Linked DNA regions of Mus musculus: regions 1 and 2 are each linked to region 3. Evidence: chromatin loops called from intact Hi-C (ENCODE). Cell type or tissue: left cerebral cortex. All regions are shown on one strand.

Evidence for each region. Peaks named below come from ENCODE experiments on the same cell type or tissue, not always from the same donor. Only the 100,000 strongest peaks of a DNase experiment are listed, where the experiment ranks them.
Region 1: it touches region 3 in a loop (3-fold over the local background); 31 of 42 quality-filtered maps call a loop at or near these places.
Region 2: it touches region 3 in a loop (2.7-fold over the local background); 12 of 42 quality-filtered maps call a loop at or near these places.

The regions. Positions count from the first base shown.
Region 1 is chr1:179,507,447-179,515,446 of GRCm38, reverse strand. All of the region lies in intron 1 of Smyd3 (SET and MYND domain containing 3), which reads left to right. Among named protein-coding and RNA genes, the nearest start is that of Smyd3, 6.6 kb to the left of the region's middle. In left cerebral cortex, no CTCF peak of the experiment used is centred here; a DNase peak (open chromatin) is centred at 3,343.
Region 2 is chr1:179,542,332-179,550,331 of GRCm38, reverse strand. Tfb2m (transcription factor B2, mitochondrial) reads left to right here and starts at 4,056. Exons shown (of 8, transcript NM_008249.5): 1 at 4,056-4,510; 2 at 5,346-5,434; 3 at 7,875-8,000. The coding sequence starts at 4,201. It overlaps Cnst (consortin, connexin sorting protein), which reads right to left and starts at 3,803. Exons shown (of 11, transcript NM_146105.3): 1 at 3,716-3,803. In left cerebral cortex, a CTCF peak has its summit at 3,674; DNase peaks (open chromatin) are centred at 3,610, 3,974, 4,321, 4,634 and 2 more places; H3K4me3 peaks cover 2,486 bases; H3K27ac peaks cover 1,486 bases.
Region 3 is chr1:179,621,415-179,629,414 of GRCm38, reverse strand. It overlaps Cnst (consortin, connexin sorting protein), which reads right to left. Exons shown (of 11, transcript NM_146105.3): 10 at 6,513-6,648; 11 at 1,942-4,416. The coding sequence ends at 4,211. Among named protein-coding and RNA genes, the nearest start is that of Sccpdh, 43 kb to the left of the region's middle. In left cerebral cortex, CTCF peaks have their summits at 4,850 and 5,559 (motif pointing left); DNase peaks (open chromatin) are centred at 4,856, 5,576 and 6,596.

The sequences.
Region 1 (8,000 bases), 110 kb after region 3:
TTGTGGAATACATTTTCCTGTTCTTCTTCTTGTACGTGGAGTTTGTTTGTTTGTTTATTATTCACCATCACTTATAAAGTGAGAAGAAGGTGTTGTATTGTTGAGTTTTTGTGTTCTAATGCAGAGCAGACATAGCTCTCATTTTGTAATATGAGTGTCTGGCAGGATTATTTTGCAAACTTTTTTTCTTTTTCTTTTTCTTTTTTTTTTTGAGACAGTGTCTCACTATTTGCTCTGAACTCACTATGTACACCAGGCTGGCTTCAAATTCAGAGATCCACTTGTCTCTGTCTCCTAAATGCTGGGATTAAAGGCGTTTGCTACCATGTTCTGTTAACCTTTCTGTCTTTTTTTAAAGATTTATTTATTTATTATATGTAAGTACACTGTAGCTGTTTTCAGACACTTTTTCTTCTAATTCTGGTCCCGCTTGCTCTGGTCCAAAGATTTATTTATTTATTTAATGTGAGTGTACTGTAGCAGATATCATTATGGATGGTTGTGAGCCACCTTGTGGTTGCTGGGATTGAATTTAGGACCTTCGGAAGAGCAGTCAGTGCTCTTAACCCCTGAGCCATCTCTCCAGCCCCCAACCTTTCTGTCTTTTATTTGACTATTATATAATTACCTAATAAAACATGGACTTTGAGCTGGGCATTGTGGCGCATGCCTTTAATCCCAGCACTCGGGAAGCAGAGGCAGGCGGATTTCTGAGTTCGAGGTCAGCCTGGTCTACAAAGTGAGTTCCAGGACAGCCAGGGCTACACAGAGAAACCCTGTCTCGAAAAACCAAAAAAAAAAAAAAAAAAAAAAACCCAACCCAAACCAAACCAACCACAACAACAACAAAAACAACAAAAACATGGACTTTGCAACATTTATGGGGAAGGGATAAAAATAGAACAAATGGTTACCAGGTTCTATTTGCTTTTTTTTTTGCATTTGATTAGTGCTTTGGTTAGCACTAATTTATAAGTCTATCTGTCTTATTTAAGTATTTATAAGTCTATCTGTTTGTTTATTTTTAGACAAAGTTTTCTGATAGCGCACTATGGCTTGTTGTTAGCTATGTAGCTGAGGATAGATGACTTCGGCTCCTTATCTTGCTTCTAACTCCCGAGTGCTGGAATTATAGGCATGTTCTAGTGTGTCTGACACTTTCTTTGTTTGCTTTATTTGTCAAGACAGTGTTTTTCTGTGTAGTCCTGGCTGTCCTGGAACTCACTCTGTACACCAGGCTGACCTCAAACTTGAATATGTTTCCTAGTATCTCTTGTTCTTCTCCTTTAAGGAATGGCTTCTGGCTTTTCATGTAGTGAATGGAAAAGACAATAAAGAGGCTGAGGCTATGGCTCTGAGGTAGCGATTGCCTAGCAACTTGAAAGAAAAAGATAAACTTGTGACTTGCAATCATGTATACTGTTTTCCCTGCTGTCGTACACATTTTTAGTTTGCTGCTGATACAAAAGATTGATTGTACAATGAGTTTTGTTTACTTTCAGCTTATGTTGGTTAAATGCAGCATGTGAAATTTCACTGTGGGGTCTGGAGAAAGAACCCAGAGGTAAAGAGTACTTTCTGCTCTTCCAGGGGACCCAGATTTGATCCCTAGCATCTTTGTCGTTTGGCTCACAATCACTTGTAATTCCAGCTCCAAGAATTCATGTCTTCAGCTCTCTGCAGGTATCTGTTCACACGAGACACACATACACATAGGTACACATAAGTGAAAATGTTATCACACAAGGCACACGTACACATAGGTGCTACACACAAGTGAAAATATAAAACTAACTCTTGACTGTATCACCTTGCATTTGTAAGTCTCCTTACCATGGTACTGACCAAAGTCTAACCTTTCTATTCTAGCTTACAAGGCACACCGCAGATGGAAATTGTTTATGCTGTAAAGGGCCAGTATTTGGGGGATGGTTTAGAAAGGGCCATGTTGCCTGCTGCTCTATCAATACTGACTGTGGACAAACTCTAATGATAGTTCCTTCTATAAGTCAAAGAGCATTTCATGTGTTACTAAGGGTTGGAGCTTTGTGCCTTTCAGGAGGGAAGTAGGACTTGGAAGTGGGAAGGTCTTCCTGCCTTTGTGGATTGTGGAGAGAAGTGTGCGAATGTAGAGAATGACCATGTTGTCGGAGTTACATGCTCCAAGTGGTCTCCTCTGGCTGACATTCTGTGGTTATGGGGGTGTGTTAAATGGACTGAGGGACAGATAATAATGGTACAGTTTGGGTCTTCATCTCTATACTTTCTCCTCTTTATTTGGGATCTTTTTTCCTTTTTTTTTTTTTTGTAGTGCTGGGGATAGAACCCAGGGCTTTACACATGCTAGGCAAACAGTCTACCACCAAGCCACACTCCCTCACCCCCAGCACTATAATTTAGTGTCATGAGAAGAGAAACTCTGCTTGCCATAGCCCAACAGTGGTAGAAGGCAGTGGCTACACAGGGGAGCCTCTGGGGCAAGGGATTCTGAAATGCTCTCAGTGAGATGGATGGAGGAGGTTAGTGACCGAGGGAAGAGCAGGCATCAGGACAAGGGACTGTGTGATGGGGACCCTTAAGTCAGGACTGTGGACACCAGGGATGGGAGCAAAATGATGTCCCAAGAGACAAGATGGCACCAGTCCAGCAAGAACACAAGGTCACCACGTTTGAGTTGAAATGTATATGTCTTCGCCATAATGGCACTGCAGGACGATGGTCTAGTAAGATAGTGAAGTCTTTCTGGACCTAGACTGCAGGCAAGGGCAAACAGCTCTGTGTGGTGTGGTGAGATGTGGTGTGAGAGCAGGCAGCAGCAGTGATTAAAATCCAGTTCATTGGCACATGCCTTTAATCCCAGCATTCAGGAGACAGAGGCAGGTAGATCTCTGAGTTCAAGGCTAGCCTGGTCTATGTAGCACATTCTAAGCCAGCCATAGTGAGACCCCATGAGTTCTAGAACACACCACATCATATTCAGGAGAGAGATTACAAAAAACAAACACACAAAACCAGAACATTGAAACAAGCATTACTTTCATTGCTAGAGAAATGGCTCAGTGGTTAAGGGTGCCGGCTACTCTTTGAGAGAGTCCCGGTTTGATTCTCAGCTCCCATGAGACAGCTCACAACAGTAACTCTGGGCCCAGGGAATCCAATACCATCCTGGCTTCTGCAGGGGCACTTGACGTGTGCATGTGATATACAGACATATGTGTAGGCAACTCCCTCCCCCGGCTCCCCACATAAATACTTTTAATGTGATACATAGACATACGTGCAGGCAATCCCCCCTCCGCATAAATGCATTTAAATTTTTTTTTTAAAAAAGGTGTGAGACAGCCAAGGAAGTGGTTGCTAAGTGACTCAGACTTAGAAGGTTCAAAATAGTTTTCTAGGAAAGAAGAGGGAATCGCCTGCTGAAACGTGGGCTTCATGTAGAGTGTGGCAGGACCAGTTAAAACCTGTTGTTTAACCTCTGAACACTTCCTAGTGCAGTGCTTTTCATTCTGCCGCAGTTGGCAGCTGCTGGCTGGATTGACCCAGATGTTGGGTAGCTGTGATGGGTGGGGAGAGCAGAAGGAACTTGAGGCTAGGCTGTAAATAAGAGCCCACAGGATGGTTACAGCCTCTGAGCTGGGGATGAGGCCAGGAGGAAAAGAGTAGGTTATGAATGTGGTGGAATTACACAGTTAAAGGTCCTTTTAGTTGTTTAGGACAGGTCTCGTGTCACCCGGACTGACCTGAATTGTATAGCCAAGAGTGGCATTTGACTTCTGGTCTTCCTCCCTCTGCCTTCTACCTCCTGAGTCCTAGGATTATAGGGATGTGCCACTGTGCCTGGCTAAAGGCCCTTCAAAAAAATATATGTATGTATGTATGCATGCACATATATATATACACACACATATACGCACACATATGTATGTGTATGTATACACACATGTATATATATGTATATATTTATTTATTTTGTGTGTGTACATGTTTATGGATGTATGTACACATGTGTGTGGATGCCAGAAGACAACTCGACAACTTCGAGTGGCAGTATCTCAGGCACTGCCATTGATTGATTGATTGAGTGAGTGAGTGAGTGAGTGAGTGATAGGGTCTTTCACAGGCCCTGGACTTACCAAGTAGACTAGGCTCCCTAGCTACTTCTCTTGCTCTGAGATAACAAGAATGTGCATCATTCCTGGCTTCTGTATAGGTAGGTCCTCAGGGACTGATCTTAGCTCTTTACACTTGCAAGGCAAGCACTTAACCAGTTAAGCTGTTCAACTCAGGCTAGTCTGGAACTCCAGATATCCTGTAGCTGACCTTGACCTCCCGGAAGGCCTGCCTCATCTGACCCCAACGCCGTGATTGTGATTATAGGAGTCAGCCTCAACAGCCTTCTCTTCTGAGCTTGGTGGTCTTTGTTTTTCCTTGCCTAGTTTTTGTTCGGTTGCTGTGAGGCGATACCAAGAGCAAGATAACTCACACAAGGAAGCAGTTAATTGGGGCTTGCTTACAGTTTCAGAGCGCTGGTCCATGATCATGGCGAAAAGCAGGCAGGCATGGCCCTGTAGCTGTAGCGGACAGGTTTACATCCTGATCTGTAGGCAGCAGGCCAAGAAGGGAGGGATGGGGGGCGGGGGGATGGGACAGAGGGGAGGAGGAAGGCAGTGAGCAGAGACAGATAGACAAAGCCCCTCTCCAGTGACACACCTCCTTCAACAAGGCCACTCCTCCTAGTCCTCCACAAACAGTTCATCATCCTGAGACTAAGTACGTGAGTGTATGAGCCCATGGCGGTGGAGGGCGGGTATTCGCATCCAAACCACCATACTTTATTGAAGATTTGATATTGACAGTTACAAATGGTCACAGAATGGATTGACTTGAAGTGCTAATCTGCTTAGCATTATATGTCTTAGGGGCATGCATAACAGTTAGAGGGGAACAATTTTTGAAATGATCACACATCTGAGAGATCGAGGTGTTGGGTGAATTTTCTAAATTAAGTTACCAAGAAAGGTAGGTATTGTAATGAATAGTTTAGTTTAGCAAAGGTCAATTCTCACACTGGCTTGCTACCCCGAGTGGAAATCGTGAAACCTGGTGCCCCTGACTCCTAATGAGTAAAAGACATTCAGAGCGTGCAGTGACTGCTCATTGATTGAGATCACTGGTTGCTCCTGCAGAGGACCTGGGTTTGGTTCTCAGACCGATGGAGCAGCTTGCAACTCCCTGTAACTCACTTCCAGGGTTTCTGACTCTCTTCACCAGGTACAAATCCATATTTGTATGGAAAACTACTGAGAATTAAAACACACACACACACACACACACACACACACACACAGAAATGTTATGTGAATATGTTTTCATTTCAAATCCCAGGTGTGGGATATAGGGCTGCTTCAAATTGTCCACAGCAGGTGACTATGATTTGCCTCATGCTCTAGCAGGGGTATGATATTGCCAACTGAGGATAGTTTATGTTTGGAATTCTGGGAACTCTTGAGAGGGTACGACAGAGCCCCAAGAAAGGCGGCCGCTGCTGGAAAAACTTAAATAATAGAATGAATATATCTAAAACTTATTTTAAAAGAAACATCAGGGGCTGGTGAGATGGCTCAACAGGTAAGAACATCCAACTGCTCTTCTGAAGGTCCTGAGTTCAAATCCCGGCAACCACATGGTGGCTTACAACCATCCGTAACGAGATCTGACTCCCTCTTCTGGTGTGTCTGAAGACAGCTATAGTGTACTTACATATAATAAAAAATAAATAAATCTTAAAAAAAAAGAAACATCGGGCGTGGTGGTGCACACCTTTAATCCCAGCACTTGGGAGACAGAGGCAGGTGGATTTCTGAGTTCGAGGCCAGCCTGGTCTACAGAGTGAGTTCCAGGACAGCTGGGGCTACACAGAGAAACCCTGTCTCGAAAAAAAACCAAAAAAAAAAAATCATTTGAACATCATTTGAGTTTATATGATAGCTAATTTTGTGAAGTTTGTTAGTGCTGGGCACAAGCCAGTTACTGACTTCGTATAAACTCCTTTTCCATAAGGAAGCCCTGAAGGCAGAGGACTGGTAGAATCATTTCATAGGCTATACTTGTAGCGCTGTTTTGAAATCATGGCTTGGGTATTCCTTGTAATGGCTGATGGGTTTATCTGGGGGTCCGAGACCTGTGAAGGAATGAGATGGAGTGACTGGTGACTAGTGGGTAGAAAAGGACACTGTGGACACGAATGACTTCCAGGCTTCCTTGCAGGTGACGGTCATAATTCCTGTTGTTTTGCTTATTTTCTTTAGCAAGGTGGTTTGGGAAAGGGCCGCGTGGCTGAGCTCTGAGCCTGAAAACATTTGATCCATGTGAATGCCACAGCCGAGGACATTGTTATCAGACAGGAGGACCTGCTCTGTACACGGCAGTAAGCTTTTTTCCATTTCCAGACTGCTCGATGCTTGCTCCGGGTGCTCAAGAAGGACATGGGACAGGGGGTAGAGGATGGTGCCTGGAAATCAGTGTCCTACGGACTTCTCCAGTAGTTAATTAATCCTGGGCTTGCAAATGGTGAGACCCCCAGGACCAGCCAGCTCCCTGCTGTCAGTTTGTATTTCCTCGCCCCTGCCATGGAGACATCAGATTTCTTCCCACTGTTCTGTTGCCCACTGCTGCGGTCTGTGCTGCTTTGACTTATGACTGCTATTGGAAATCTCTGTGAGCAGTGCCGTTCTTGTTCTCCTCTTTCATGGGATGGCAGTAGCCAGCTAATGCCTGTGGTGGCGGCTGCTCTTCTTGTGTGCTGTCCTTTGACATAGCCCCTTTACATGCTGGAAAATTTATTGGAACAGATTTCGTAGGAAGATGCTGCTGAGTAGTAAAAAAAAAAAGCTGCTGAGCACAGTGTTTGATTTTGAGATAAGGTCTGTGGCCCAGGATGGCTTGGAAATCACCATGTGGTCAAGGGTGACTTTGAACTACTGATTCTGCTTCCACCTCCCAAGTGTTGGCAATCCAGGCCGCCTATACCACCATATCTGGTGTAAGAGGTTTTGTTTATGTCTATTAATATTTACAGCATAGAGAAATAAAAACTGATACATTGCAAAACACTTATTAAAACATACTAATTTGAAATAAACTTTCTATTTATTTATTATTGAAGGAGGGTTTTATGTGCTCCAGGCTGTCTTCTAACTCCTAACTAGCCGAGGATAGCCTTGAACTCAGATCCTCCTGACTCCACCTTTCAAGTTCTGGGATAACAGATGCATGCTACCATGCTTGGATTACAAACTATGTTTTCTTGTGGCTAGAGAGATGGCTCTGGACTGAAGAGTCTTTGTTCCTCTTGTAGAGACCAGAGTTTGTTCCCAGTACCCAAATGGGATTAACACACAACAGCCTGTAACACCCACAGTCTCCAGGTGATCCAAAGCTGCTTTCTGGCTTCTGTGTGCGCATGCACACATGCATGTATACACCCATGCTGTCACAAATGCATAAATAAAAATAAAAGGTGTTTTCATAAAGAAATAAACACAAACTGTCCTTTTTCTTTTGTTTTGTACTTTTGAGATAGGATCTCTTTATGAAGCCTTAGGTGTCTTGGAACTTGCTATGTGGACCTGATCTCTCAGAGATCTGCCTGCCTCTTCCTCCTGAGACCTGGGATTAAAGTTGTGGGCTGCCATTCCTGTCCTATAAATGTTATCTCCCGAGCCATAAGAGCTTTAGTGAGAGTGAGGGAGACGAAGACAGGATTGCTGGAGTCCTCCATGCTGAGATCCTGTCTTGAAAGGAAGAAAACCGAGGCAGAGTGGGTAGCATTTAATGAAGCATTCCACAGGAGTCAGCCGTGGTGCACGTCAGGGGGAGGAGGAGGGGGAAGGGGAGGAGGGAGAGGGGGAGGGGGTGGGGGGAGGGGGAGGGGGAGGGGGAGGGGGAGGGGGGTTGGGTGTGGAGATGATTAATCCTGCAGGTTTGAGTTGGATGCT
Region 2 (8,000 bases), 79 kb after region 3:
CACCTCTTTCACAAAAATTAGTCTGTCCACCTTCTCCAACTCTGCATTTGTTCCTGTAGACCCTCCACAGGCAGCCTTACAGTGTGCTGTTCTATAAAGTCTGGATTCTAGATAGAAAGTCTGTCTCCTGATCAGAGAAGCAGACTTGTTTAGTGTTAAATTATAAGAAGTATTAATTGGGAAGTGTATTAGAACACGGGAGTCAAGACAGGACCAATGCTGGGTCAGGCTGGTCCCCACATGGGGAAGCTGGATTCCATGTTACTTCAGCTCTAAACCATGACATTTTCATCTGAACATGACAGTTTACCACACCTGCTGTGAAGCAGCTCCTGGCAGGTCCCTAGACGATGTGCCAGCAGCTTTATATAAAGCCGCCACACTTCCTTCTAACAAACATAAACTCTGATTCCCATGATTTCAAAGCCAAAATAGCACATCCTCTCTCATTCTATAATTTGCCTAAAAAAAAAATCTACCTCGCTCTTGATAAGAAATACCATGCTGTAGAGGCCCACATCTCCAAACCCATCAGCTATACTTGAAACTGGGTCAGAAAAGGGTCAGTTTCAACACAACAACAGCAGGTACCCTACCTGTTTCACAACCAAGTTCAAGCGTTCCACAGGTCCTTCCCAAGAACACCCTACTCAGTGCCAACAGACTTAGTAGACAAAGACTCTTCCAGCCCTGATACAGTGTTGCCGCACAGGTGTCACAATGACACCCAAGGAAATGACTGAGCCCTCTATTCATCTTCTGATACTCACTAAACAAGCACTGACATCAGCACTCACTAAAGGAGCGGAGTTTGATGTCAACACCGAATAGGAAGAGACTTCTTAGAACCCTCTTCCTGCACAGAATCTTCTCAGTTTGAGAATGGAAGCACTTATAAAAGGGAAGAGAGAGAGAGAGAGAGAGAGAGAGAGAGAGAGAGAGGCTTTTTTTCATGTATCCCAAGAGAATCAGACTCTCCAGGTAGAAAGACATTTTAAGCATCAAACAGCAATGCTATAGCTATGTGCCAGCCAATGAGGGAGGCACTGGCTATAAGTGACTCTTGGACATTTGCAACAGGGTCAGCCCTAATTGAGATGTGCTGAGTGTTAACCACATCAGAGCTGCAGACTTAGCAGGAAATCTTGACAACTACTTGTAACTCTGCTATACAGAGGAGTAAAGCCACTAAGACCATTTCCACCTGGTAAGTGGGACTGCTAGTCAAGTTTTAGAATTATCTTCCACGCCTTTGAATAATGCTTCTCCAGCCTTGAGTCTGATGCAAGCCAGAACTGTCATTTAGTATTTCCCAATTTCAATTCTCATTTAAAAGCTACAAGAAAAAAAAAGAGAGAAACCAGTAGTTTCCGTTCTCAAGCAATCTGATTATGATAACTTAATAAGAAAAATAATTTAAAACCAGCCATAAAGAAACCAGCAGGCACTATTAGAAAGAAAAATTACTTCAAAGGCACAAAAATTGCACAAGATACAAAAGCCCCAACTGCTAAGCAATTTGTGAAAAAAAAAAAACTTTAATTAAGCTTTTCTAAAAATGTAGGTCTAAATGCTGACTCTAAGATTCATTTTAAAAGTGAAATGGACATGGGGTGGGTGCTTTCTGTATTGCTCGAGTACCTGCAAATGCAGACAAGTATACCATTAACTCTATGCAGAGGGAAACAACTAGGCACATGGCAAAGGCCTGCAGTGCCAGGGATGCTGAGTTAACCAAGGGTGGGGGCTCAGGCGGGAAGGCGTTTGCAGAGAAAACATGGAAACCTGAGTCCTGATCCCCAAAGACCCACACCCATAACCTGAGTGCGTGGAGGATGGAGGCAGACGGAGCCGTGGACACTGACGGACAGCCAGCCCAGCAGGATCTGAGCTCCAGGGTCAGGAACAGAACATGTCTCAACAAAACAGTGGACAGTGACAGTCACGTGACATCACACTACACAGGCACACACATGCATACCACATACACAAACAGAAACAGGGAGCTGGGGAGGTAGCTCCAGGGCAGAGCACTCGCCCAGCGCGTGTGCAAAGCCCAGGCTTTGACCCCTAACAAAGAAGGACAATGATAAATATAACTTTCCTAACGCCAACCACTCAAAAGGAAAATAAACCCTGCCCCAAGTTTCCTTGGACTGAGTAGGCTGTGGTCCACAGGCATTGTGAAATTTTTAAAAATGGTGCTAGGTCTGGAATTCAGGGCCTTATACGTGCGAAGTGGTCTACCACTGAGCTACAATCCCCTTGCCTTAAGAGGCTTATTTTAAAAATGAAAAACTCAAGAATATACTGGGTAAGTAAATTTTGTTATTGCTCTGATATTTTTTAAAAATCATTCTGAGGGAGGGACTGGGAGGAGAGGAGGCAGGGGAGGCAAGGATCGTGAGGTAAAGTTAATTAATTATTTAATTAATAAAAATTATAAAAATCATTCTGCCATATTCAATTGTTAAAATATAGCTCTGGGGAGGGGTGCAAGTCTAGAATCCTTCTGAGTTTATCAAAATGCCAATGGGGGGGGGTCACCTTTGCTTTTTTTCTTTTCCTGAGACATGGTTTCACTATATCCTAAACTAGCCCTGAACTCTATGCATCCCAGGCTGGCCTCCAACTGGTGGGTAATCAGCCTCCTGAATGCCAGGAGCACAGACTTTTACCACCATGCCTGGGAAGAATAATTTCAATAAAGAAAGGATGTTAAAAAACAAAACAAAAACTTAACAAAATCAAGATCAGTGAACAACAGTTAATAGCTTCTGCAGTGTACTAACTTACCATGCAAAAAAGGCCATCTTCAGGTGTCAATTCTTTCCGCCCTAGAGTTTCATTAGCTAAGGGCAATCTTGAGGCTACTTGGCAGGTGACACATTCCTGAGAAACTCTTTCCTTGTGCATTTATATGCCAAGCTCAATTATGCTGCCAGCAGAGTAAGCAGAAAGGATTGTACATATTTTAAACTAAGAAGTTGATTGGCCGCAGCTTCCAGCCTTGATGGAAGGGATAATGGGCAAAGCTTTGAGTACGATCCCCAAACACCGAAATCACTCTCAAAGAAAAGGATCTTCTAACACTGCCAAAATTCCCATTAGAGTATCCTATTTTTAGTCTTTGCAATCGGCCTTTTAAATTGCATTCTACGGTACAATGTGCTTAACTAAGTTTACACAGAGAATAAGGAAGCTTCCTAAGGCTTTAATCCTTTTAAACATGGGAAGGAATTTTAAGCTTTCAAATATTAAAATTTTTCAGCCTGAAATTTCAGTCTTGCAAACATGCATATTAAAAAGAAAAGGTAAATCTTGGCCCACAGGGAGGGAAAGAAGGGAGGCACTCGGCGGTTCCTGACAACCAAAGAGGTAGCTGTGGAGGGGAAAGAAGGTATATGGGGGCAAATAAAAGCTACCCGCAGGGAAGCTGGCACAGGCGACGGGCCACCGAACAGAGACACCGACGCGGAGTAGAAGCTGCCGGGTCCCCGGGGAGGGGAGCGCGCGCGGAGAAATTGGCGCGACGCGCGACAACCGCGTACCCGCAGAAAAGCGGGGAAAACAGGAGATCCGAGAGGGGGCGGATGCGAGAGGGACCCGCTGCAACTCCGGGGAGGACAGCGCCCGGGGAGGAGCCAGCGACTCCCCACAGCTCGGCGGTCGCCGCCAGCCGGCTGATCCCCTGCAGCCGGGCTGCTGGTCTTACCTGGGCATCCGAGGCAATGCAAGGGCTACCGCCGGGCGCCGGGTCTGTTTCCAGCCCCGCGCGCTGACATGGCGGCCGACGAGCTGTCACACCGCCGGCTCGGGTCTCCCGCGGCACTGGAGGATCGGACACCTCTAGCCTTCCCGCCCCGCCTCCCTCTGCGCAACCCTCCCGGCTGGCGGCCGGACCGAGGAGCATAGAGTGCGAGACCGCGGCTAGAGAGGAAGTGCGGAGGGCGGGCGACCATAGAGTTCCAGCACGGACACACCCGGAGAGTCCACGCACAGGAGCCTGGGGGCGGAGCCTAGGCGGAAGCGGAAGCGAGTGAGCAAAGGACTGAGGCTAGGTCGTTCGCATGCGCCATTCGTAATGTTTACTTCCGCCCGGCCTAGTGTGGTGGTGAAATGTGTGCACGTGTGATGGGGTGCTCTGCGTTCTTCGCAGAGGCTACCTTAACTGGTGTTTGAGGTGGACTTTAGAGGAGGATGAGGGGACCGGCGATGCGGCTTCCCCCGCGGATCGCGCTGTCAGCGTTGGCCCGCGGCCCATCTTGCATTCTAGGGTCCGGAGCGGCGACGCGGAAGGACTGGCAAACGAGGAACCGCCGCGGCTTCTCTGACTTCAATATAGAGCCGTTGCCTGATTCTGATTTGGAGGAGTCGTCCCCGTGGACATCCAGGAATCGATCGGAGCCTACGCGTCACATAGCATGTAAGAAAGCGGCCAGGAACCTGGTACGGGACCTGCTGGAGCACCAAAACCCATCCCGTCAAATTATACTAGAGTGCAATCCAGGTGAGTTGAACAGAAGCTTTGCCCTTAGCGTTTACGTGCCCAATATCCTAAATTAGTGTTTGTTTATTGTGTATGCGCGCGTGTTTAGGTCAGAAGACGACTTAGCGAGAGTCAGTTCTCGCCCTACACTTGTGATCTCAATGATTGAAACGAAGTGTTCAGGCTTTACGCCAACCGCCATTGCCCTCTGAGCGTTCTCATTGACCCTGAATTGTATTTTTTTCTTTCTTAAGCATCACTTCTTACTGACAGTCATTTCGTTTAGACTTGACAGTAATTTTTATGGCTAAACATTCAAATAGTCCGTGAGTAAGAGGTAGTCGCAATCTTACATACTATCTTATATACTTGTTTTTCTTCTAGGAAATAGTGACATTTGTTAGGACAGTAAGTGTTGCTGTCACTGACAGACAGAAGGCTGTACAGCTTACCTGTTGAGATGTTGTGGGTTCAAGGTAACTGCCTAATCATAGTTTTCTATATGCAAAAAGAATGTTATCTGGAAACATTGTGTCGTTGAAGCTTGTGTAAAGTCGACTTTGAAAGTGACTGTGGCCGGATGCAATGGCACACACCTTTAATCCCAGCAAGAGGCAGACTGATCTGTGAGTTGGAGGCCATCGAGGTCTACAGAGTGAATTCCAGGACAGCCAGAGCTACACAGTGAGATCCTGTCTTAAAAATAGAGGAAGAGAAAGACACACACACACACACACAGAGAGAGAGAGAGAGAGAGAGACAGACAGACAGACAGACAGACAGATAGAAATGGAGAGACAGAATCAGACAGTATGTTGTTTATTTTGCAAATAAAGTTTTTCTGTTAATATACCAGGTCCTGGAATCCTGACTGGGGCATTACTTAAAGCTGGTGCCAGAGTGGTTGCCTTTGAAAGTGAAAAGACTTTTATTCCACATTTGGAGGTATATTTTTATGTTCCTAAAGTAATATATCTATAAAGACTAGGACCTGTTGAGTGTTCCATGCTTGTTGAGTTTCTGAAAGCTTGGGAGTTCTGAAATCTCTTTTCTAGTTCCTACTGGGGCCCCGAAAATGATAACCTCAAAGCATGACTCATTAATAATAAGTGAGTATTTTGGAATAAAGGACAGTTGGAAGCCCTCAGGTGTAGCTTCAGGAAGAAAGTGTTTCTGCCCTCCTGTTCTTCAAATCAAGCCCTAGAGAGCAGAACTCCTATTCTCAGGATAGACACAGAAGCTAGGACCACCTCACTGCAAAAGAAATGATAGGCCTGAGAATTACTGTAAGCTTTCTGTGTGAGAACTGCCTTTGGCCTACCTTGATTCATAGAGGATCGGGAGTTCTTTTGTCAGAAGCGTTCACCCTCTGCCCAAGAGGAACGAATGACAAACGTAGAGAGCCTAAGAATCTGAACGGAGCGGCCCTGGGTCTGCTTCCACCTTTGGTTGGTTCAGGTCACACCCCTTTTATTCCAGCTCATCCCCACAGAGCTGCCCATTCTCCATTGACTCTCAGCGTGAAGTTGGACACTTTCTCTAGATCTACATAGGAACACTTGTTACATAGGCTCCCATTAATTTGTGGTTACACTTTTCAGTTGTTAATCTACCTTTTGTTAAATGAGTGTAGTTTATTCCCTTAAGATCAGGAGGAACTATGTCCCATCTTACCTTCCTATACAGTCTAGCTGAATGATATATAATTGGTCACTAAGCTCATGTCCCCATCTTCAGTACTGTGCTGTGGCTCTGCCCTGTGTGAACTTAACTTTCAAGAGTAAGTGCTAAGGTTAGGTTAATGGTGGTACACTGTTCTCTCTGAGTTTACTTAGGACTTCAAGTGAAACCAAAAAGGGTTGAGATGGATAAGCACAGTTGCAGAATGCTGCTGTTGTTGTTTTTTTTCCCAAATGATTGTTTCAGTGTTTCTGAGTCTTTAACTGACAGTTAACCATTAGAGAAGAAATTAATTCAGGAAACATCTATATCAGGTTCCTGAAAGCAAGAAGAAAGAATGGCCTGAATTTAAAGGTGCTGCGAGACAACGAAAATCTTGTGGAAATAGCTACAATATCTAAAGATCAAACTGTTTAAAAATGAAACTTTGGAAGGTTGAGTTGTTTTTGGCCGTTAGTGGGGTTATGCTCATGGTAGAACAGCTAGTTGGCCTAGCACAAACAAGGCCCATGGTTAAACCTGGGTGGTGAGAGAGAGCCTGGCAGGTGAAGTGCCATGCACCTTTCATTCCTCAAGTCTGGTGCAGAGGGAGGAGAGTGAGAGCCATTGGTTTCAAGGCTAACCTGGTCTATATTTGGAATTTTAGACCAGACAGGACTACATGGTGAAACACAAAATAAACTGTTTTGTAATTGACAACATTGAAGAAAAAGAAGAAGGAAAAAAGCTAGTAGACTAAGATTGGCAGAGCTCCTTCTGCTTCTGCCTCCCAAGTACCTGCAATCCTGGCATGCGGGAGACAGAAGCAGAATCCATCACCTAAGAGTTGGAGGGTAGCCTCATCTACATAGTAAGTTCCAGGCCAACCAGTGCTACATAGTGAGACCCTACCTTAACATTCCCCACACCGTCCAAAAGAGAGCCACCTTTACAAACAGCTAAAGCATCATCAACAACAATAAAAAATTTAAAAAAGAAAAGAACAAGAAATTTTGTTGGTGATTTTTTTTTTCTGGTTTTTTGAGACAAGGTTTCTCTGTGTGCCCTGGCTGCCCTGGAACTTGCTCTGTTAGACCAGGCCAGCCTCATCCACCTGCTCCTGTCTGCTGAGTGCTGAGATTAAAGGTGTGCACCATCATGCCTGGCTTGGTTTGGTTCTTAATGTGCTGATGGTTGGATCACAGAGCCTTGTACAGCTACACGAGTCCTGAACTACTGAGCTCCCCGGCCACTGCAAGGTTACCTGTGTTTCAGACATCTTTTCTTAAGAAAACTGTTGTATTTGATCATTTCTCATGCAATAGTTGGTTTTTATTTCCTTTGTTAGATTTGAGGTTTACTGGGACTGTTTACATCTTCATGCAAGATTTTTGAATTGTTTGATTTGATTTGAGTTGCTGGAGAGCCTCCTTGTTTGTTTGGCCAGTGTTCTACCATTAAGCTTTATAATGCAGTCCAGCTCTTGGATTTTGTGGACCAGATCTCACTATATCATAGAGATAGACTGGCCTTAGTGTTATTGTGTAACTCGGGACCTTCTTGAATTTATAATTCTACTGCCTCAGTTTCATGAGTGATAAGATTTCAGGCCTGCCCCACCAGCTGTTGTTATTTTTATTATTGTTTCTTATTTTTTGAGGTAGATCTTAAGTTGTCCCATGGTGCACATGATGATACATTTCTAATCTCACCACTGTCTCTTTAGCCCTTACAGAGGAACATGGATGGAGAGCTACAGGTGGTTCACTGTGACTTCTTTAAAATGGATCCTAGATATCAGGAAGTAGTAAGACCAGATGTGAGTTCACAGGCAATATTTCAGAACCTGGGA
Region 3 (8,000 bases):
GAGACTGCAAGTGCGTTTTCACGTGGGATCCTGAGGTCCTTGTATTTACTGGCCAGGCAGGTGCTTTACTGGCTGAGCTGTCCCTGCCTCTCTGACTCTGTCCTAGCAACTATTTTCTTTAAAAGATTTTGGACATAGTGGTGGACTAGCAATAGTGACTTTAGCTTCTTGGTTTTCTCACTGTCTTTATCTTGTTTCACTATTGGTCTCATAAAATGGGCCAGCAGTACTTTTTTTTTTTTTAAGAGCATTTTGTGCCCTGAGTACTTCTTAAATGACTGCCATATTGACTGGCAACACTCTCTAGCCCTAGTTTTCCTTGTGAGGTGGTTTTCAATTCAGGGCAATTAAGACTTTACTTATTTATCTGACACTGTCTTGTGCACAAGGGGCAAACAAGCACCAGCCTGAACCCTTCTGTTTTGAACAGCAAGCTTTGGCTGAGATGATTCCCACTGCTAGAAACCTGCCTGCTACCAACTGAGCAGTGCTCACAGCGGCTGTGATGCAGTACTGGTTACATAGTAACCACCAGACCTTTGGCAGTCAGGAAAGATGGCTGCTTGACTTTCCTATCAGCTGCTGTGAGTTCCTTTATTCCCAACAGTGCAGAATGAAAGAACTTGAATTTCCAATCCTCTAGGTAGCACGTTGTTACCTAGTTTCTTTTTGGTTCCTTCTTTACAAATACATTCCCTTATCAGACGCAAGCTCTTTAAGCCGAGTGGGGCCCCCAGCCCTCTCACTGTGCTTACAGGGCTGGCAATCTGATGTGTGTAAGGGGGCAGAAGGCAGCAAACACGAGCTGCTCAGCACCAGACACAAAGCCACGCCCAGCTTACTACATTGCTATTAAAGTCCAAAAGCCCCAGAGGCACTCGTACAGTCTCTGCAGGTGCAGGTCATGTGAGGGAAACAGAAGTGTAGTGGAGCCGAGCATCACCAAACCTGTGGCTTAGAGATGTACATGTGCTTATTCAGACACAGAATGCATCAATGTCAAAATACTACAAACGCCACACAAGATCAACTGTGCCCAAAGCAATGAGAGCTTACAGAGGTCTGCCTGCTAGCAGTAGGATGAAGAACCCAGCCTCTCGAAGGGGATGAGCAGGGACGGAGGGGAACAAGAGTGTACCAGGTAATGAAGATGCTCAAAATGCATTATCTACACGTATGCAAGTGTCATAATGAAACCCAGTATTAATAGATGCTAATAATGAAAAATAACCCGCCTATGTATGGGGAGTGAGTGTCACAAAGGCCAGTGTCAGGAAAGGAGGTCACCAGCCGAAGGCTTCTTTGGTCTCCATTTTCCCTCTGTTCAACACCCACCGCCCCACCCTGGCCCCACCCAGTCCTTCCTCACTGCTCCCCTTAGGCTATGTTGTCCTGCCATTCAGGAGACCCAAATCACATCTGCCCTTGCAAAATAAGCCTGACCTTCAAACTTCAGCTCCTCAGCACCTCTCACACCCCAATTCACAGACTGATAAAATCAGACTCTGGACTTGATTTTCAAGTCTAAAAGGATGCAGCACTTGAGAGTGGAGCCTGGTTACTAGTCAGGCAGAGAGGTATTTTAAAAGCTGAGAACTGTTACTTAGGGACGTTACGATGTCCTCAAAATAGAGGTGATAAGATGGCTCAGTGGGAGAAAGCGCTTGCTCTCAAGCGCATGACCTGAGTTTGAGCCTCTGGACCCTAATGGTGGAAGGAGAGAAGCGACTCCGTTAAGTGTTCTTCTGACCTCCACATGGACACTGTGGCACAATTGTGGTCCCTCCCCAAAATATGTGAATGTAATTAAAAAAAAAAAAGACTTGCTCCAAATAGCTGGCATCTCCTTCAGGGACTGGCCCGACCTCTGGCATTATAGTTTGCTTTCAAGCACGTCCCCCAACACCCAAAGGGTTCAAATAAATTCTCGGAGACATTTTGTTGGTGTAGATTTTAAATTACAAGCTTGATTTGACACCCTCAAATACAGTTCTTCAGAACTCTAGGTATAAATAGTTGTCAGTACTTTCAAATGAGAGGAGGAGTGACATTTCAGCATAGTTGTCTGATGCTTGTACGTAGGATAGCATCCTCTCACCTGCAGGGGGATACTCCAATTCATGCAATAAATGACCATTACAGGTTTCAAAGGTACCCTAGGTTTTCTAGGTGAGAGTTCACACCCACTTTAGGTCACGAGGTCAGTCTGCTCCCGATCACTCTGGTTCCCCGAGTGGTGAGCACCGGCTCCTTGGATACACAACTGGGTCACTGGTTAGCCAGGTATCATTTCAGCCCTTTCTTTTACTGGATTCTCCCAGGAAACCCAGGGTTTTGGAAATGTGGCCAAGGTGGCTGAGAGGCAAATACAACATCAGAGATCACACGGGACTCTGAGTGACCGAAAAGAGGTGAACAGGAGGGAGATTTGAACTTTTCTTGACATAAAATTGGCAGAAACAAAGATCATCAAATCCCCGCAGCTAGAAATCATGAGGGTGAAATGTCTGTGTATCGAGAGGAGCCTGCACAGATGACCTCGCTCGTGGCTCCTATAGAACCACTGTTCCAGGATGATGGGACCTATGTTACATATGATATGAATACAAAGTCTTAAAGTTTATAGTAGGACATTAAAATAATCTTCTAATAAAATCAGCCTTAGGTATAACGAATCTAAATTTCAGCATTCTGTATACTTCTAAATAAATAACTCTGATCTATACCCATCGAAAATATTACAGTTTATGGTGACATAAGAGATAAGCCACGCAGTATTATAAGTGAAAATAAAAAGTCAATTTCAAAATAAGTCTAAAAATACACGGAGCTGAAATGGTATAAAATCCAAACACTAAGCATCTAATTAAATAGGCAGCGGTGGGATGAAGGAATGCAGGCTCAGCAGCGCACGCTCAATTCATAAAAAAGCTCCTTAAGTTCACACTCCAAATAAATAAGCAGAGACACAAAGGAAGGTACTGTGCCAGCCAGTAACACCTGCAAAGCCAGTTTTCTCCTTCCTTCCAAACGATCCCGACAGGAAAACAGAACATAACGGTCACTTGCTAAAAAACTATAATTCATGATTTTTAAAAAAAGATGTTGCCTCGAATATAAAAAGTCAAAGGAAGGCCTCCTAAACATTAGATCACTGTACCGCAAATGAGGAATGGCCACCTGGTGACAGAATTAAACAACACTAGACATTTGTCTCTTTAGGGTATGACTGGATTTCTGCTTCATGAGCCCATGAAGCATTCTAGAATGAGCCCACGAGAGGAACACATTCCATACACCTAAGCGCACGGCCTGAGAGTACGCATACACGTGGTAGTCTGCTTCATTCGTCAGAGTATGGGTTTACCTGCCCTAAACACCTGCACAGTGGCAACCACTCCTTACTCAGGATGCTCTCCTGAGGCTCTCAGGACATAACAGACACTCAGTAAGTTTCTCTTGAGCTGCGCACAGAGCCCGGCACTCATCTCTTGAGGCAGCATAGAAGCCAGAGTGAACTCTCACCTGGGACCTGGGAGTTCTGTCCCTGTGCCTTTGGGCCTGTCAAGTTCATCGACACAGGTCTGTCAGTTCTCAACTCGGGGCCAACATCTCTACAGTTTATCTAGTTCACAGGTAAGCCTTCTCCAAAGAGTTGTGCCTGCACATTGTCGTCAAGTTAAAAGAATAAAGGTCATCTTTGTATTCTATGCTGGCTATCCACTTGTGATCACTGCTTCAGACCACCCCTGCCTCCGCCCCCCACAACCATTTTGCAAATGGAGACCAGAATCTAGAGTAATGCCCAAGGCTTAAATCACACAGTTCCCGAGATTAACTAAAAAATGGCACTGAAGCCATAAGATAATGCTCTCTGATGACAAAGAAACTTATTGCATGATGGTGGGAAGCAATGGCTGTGGAGCAAGACTGTAAACCAGGAGTGCCCTTTAGCCCTCAGTGTGAGCCCCACATGACACGGGGAAGCAGCAAGGAGAGGGGCCTGCTCGCCATAGCTCCCTCTCTCTGTCCTCGGTGCCTACATCTGTGTTCCCTGGGCTGCTGTTTAATGTTGCTGTTTCTAACGTTCATCCTTGGGTCCTTGATGCCAGGGAGCAGGGATGTCTCATGACTTCTGAGATAAACGCTGTCGGGGAAGTCTGCATCTTCTTTGTCTGTCAGCCGTCTGTCACGCCTGCCACGCTTACTGCTAGGAGAGGTAGACCCAGTGTTTCAGCCCTGCCACCCCCTGCAGCAGCTTAGTGTAATAGAAGTCCACGTTGTCGGCAAAGTCCGTGCAAACAGGTGACTCAATGTTGCCCAGGGTGCAGTAGAGTGCAGTTCCTCCAACACTGAGGAAGACAGTGGCTATGCACAGCAAGATGAGCAGGATGCAGGAACCACCACCAACCTCATCTGCAAACAGGAGAACGGGGTTAAACTATCAGCAGGCTTAGCTCAAGTCTCTTCACGGGTTCTTTTAATCACAGTCCTCCGATGCCTGCTAATCTAGGCTAGCGACCTAGTTCATCTCCTCCCACTTTCTCATCACCGTGACTCCTCCCCATCTATGGGCTCTGATCTGTGGACCAAATGTTCGGAAGAACTGTCTGCACTAAATATGTACTATTTTCTTACCACATCCCCTTAAACAATACCACATAGCAATTATGTACAGATTATTTAAACTCACGGGATCTGATATATAATCCAGAGGTGACTTCAACTACTGAAGTTGATCCAAGACATTTTTTAAAAAGAAGAGTAAGGAAGGATGGGTGAGATAGCAGAGTTGGTAAAGGAGCTCGGGCACACAAGACTGAGCGCAATCCCTGGAATTAACTGATGGTGGCAGAAGAGAGCCAACTCCAGAAGTTGTCCTCTGACCTCCATACATACACTGTGACACAGGTTTGAGATGCACAACAACAGTAGCAGCAGCAGCAGCAGCAGCAACAACAACAACACCACAAATCATCAGTGTCCAAGAAAGTACACAGGAGGTGTGAGCAGAGTCCCTGAGAACACACACTGTCTTATACAAGCGCCCTGAGCATCTGCAGGTTTTATTATTCAGGAGTCTTGGCTCCTGTGGTACATGGAGGGATGACGTTTGGATACCATTCAGGTATCTGAAAATGTCACTTTTGCTTAAGCAACATGCATGATGGGCTGTGGTGGGGACAAACGTGAGCTGCAGCTGAGCCCCCGATACGTGGCTGATACAGAGATGAACTGGAGTGTGAAACAGACTCCTGCTTTGGAGGACAGAGTGAGGAGAAGAGGGAAGTTTCTCACCAGCAACTCTCTAGTCCTGACCATGTTATATTTTTGATAAGCTCTGTTAAATGAAATATACCATTAAGACAGGTTTCATATACTGTTACTTTTGTTATGTGGCTGTCATAAATTTAGGATCATCCATGAGCAGCTGGAGAGACAGCTCAGCAGTTCAGAGCACTGACTGCTCTTCCAAAGGACCCAGCTTCGAATGCCAGGCACCATACAACAGCTCTCAACCCTCTGTAACTCCATTTCCCCGCAGATCTGATGCCCTCTTCTGGCCTCCTCAGGCACTGCATGTATGTAGTGCACAGACATATATGCAGGCAAAATATCCATGCACATAAAAAAAATTCTAAACACCCCAGTTACCTATGAGCTTCCACATTACACTTCTAGACACAGTGCTGCCCCGAGGAAGGGTGTGGGCTGGGCTCTTTAGGAAGCTCCAGGCGGGAGTGAGGTTTGCCTATGCACTGGCTCGTCAGTACAACAAAGATTGCAAGACTCTTGACATCAATCCATACACGGTATCTACATGTTTTTCCTCGACCTTACTGGCAGAGAGGTGGTTGTAGTCTGTATTTTAAGAAGGATAAAGCTGAGTAGCTTGGTGAGGGAGGAGGTGGCCTGAGAGTTCCAGACCTGGGTGCACATGTGTGTGGTCAGGTTAGAGAAGTCCCCTGGGGTCAGGGGAGCTGTGCTGATTACACACGAGATGCCAGGATAAAATAAAAACATTTCTGAGGCCCATAACAGCATCGCCTGAGTGCCAGCCAGGGACAGAGGTGCTCAAGGGCAACTGTGCTGAGCAGCTCTTGGGAGACGCTTGGCTTCTGTACAGAGTGCCTCACAGAAAAGGAGGGACAGTAATGTGTCACTAAAAACAAAATAAAAATAACAAGCCCACAAGAGAGAGAGAAAGCAAGCAAAAAGGGGGGGGGGGAGGGAGGGGAGGGGAGGAGAGGAGAAATATATATATATATATATCCGAGGTGAGTTTTCAACCTTGACTTATTTCTGGGTTGGTGAGACTACAAAGACTATTTTGCAACTCACTCATTTATTTCGGCAAAAAAAAGGAAAAAAATTTAAGATATAACAGAGAAACTTTGTTTCTCTGCTAGAAGATAGTGCAACTGAGTCTACACACCCTTACAAATCCTGCTGGCAAACTTCGTGTCACCTGACTGTCCAGCACTCCCAGACCCAGGGCTGCCGGGGCGCACCTTGCTCCAGGTTGTCGTCTATTTCCTGGAATCGCACTCTGCGCTTAGCCGGCTTCTGCTGCATCTGTGCAGGATGGCTGCCTACTGTGTCATTCCTCTTCTTCAGTATGGACACCAGCCCTTCTGCAGGAATGGCCTGTCAGAGAGTGGGAAAACCAGTGGTTATGTGGAGTGTGGGGCGTATCTGGGACTTATCGGCGATTATGTTACACGTGCAACCACAGAGCACCATGAGAGTGACTTATACTTCCATCCCCCTTTCATTCATCCACAGGTTGGCTTGCTTGCCCCTCTCTCCCTCCCTCCTTCCGAGCCAAGGTCTTTCCCAGGCTAGTCTTGAATTCATGGCAATTTTCCTGTCTTAGCAGAAGTCTGGAATTACATGCATGACTTACGTCTAGCTTAGTGACAGCACTTAAGATACGGTAGCAAACTTAACATTGAATGAGTTACCTTAGTACCTCAGAGAAAGTACACACAGTACTAAGTAATCTATAGTCAAAATCTTTTGGGGAGTTTTGTTGTAGAATCTCTCTCGGCTTTCTATGACTCATTCTGTATGCAGAGGATAGTAAACTATATAGCCCGCAGCCCCCTGGTTCTTCTTTCCCCCATGCCCCCAACCCTCTACAGGCCACCTTTACTTCACAGTTCAAGAAAGCTAGGAACTTGCTATATATAGCCCAGGCTGGCCTTGAACTTGAGATCTTCTCTAAGTCTCCTGCTCGCTACCATCCCTAGCTGTATTTCACTGTTTTTGTAGATTTAACTGGAAACTACCCAAGTTTTGCATAGCTTTGGGGGAGCTTTTTTTAAAAAGATTTATTTATTTATTGTATGTTTGTGAGTACACTGTTGCCATCTTCAGACACACCAGAAGAGAGCATCAGATCCCATTACAGATGGTTGTGAGCCACCATGTGGTTGCTGGGAATCGAACTCGGGACCTTTGGAGAAGCAGTTGGTGCTCTTAACCACTGAGCCATCTCTCCAGCTCTTTGCGGGGGGGTGGGGGTTGGGGTGGGGGTGGGAGGCTTTAAGGCAGAACTAAGTAGTTGTCACAGACTATAAAGCCTAAAAGACCTATTTATAGTTTGGTGCTTTACAGGAAAACACGAGGCAGCTTTTCAGCCTCCACCACCCATGTTCTGACTTTCACACAGGCTACCTTCCTGTGTCCTATCTCTTACTTATAAACCACGACACTAGCTTGTCATTTGGGATCAGAAGCTGAGAGAGAGAGAGAGAGAGAGGGAGAGAGAGAGAGAGAGAGAGAGAGAGAGAGAGAGTTTGAAGAGACAGGAGGGGATGTAGCTGCTCACTTGTGTACACCCCAGCCCACGGGGAGCAGGTGCCTGCTTGTTTCATACTATAGATGACGACATGGGTGGGCAGTGTGGGCTCAGCTCTGTGGATGTCAGCCCTAGCTGTAAGCTAGGACTCCCTGTAACGTCATTTATCTGATCAACGGCAGAGTACTTAAGGTGA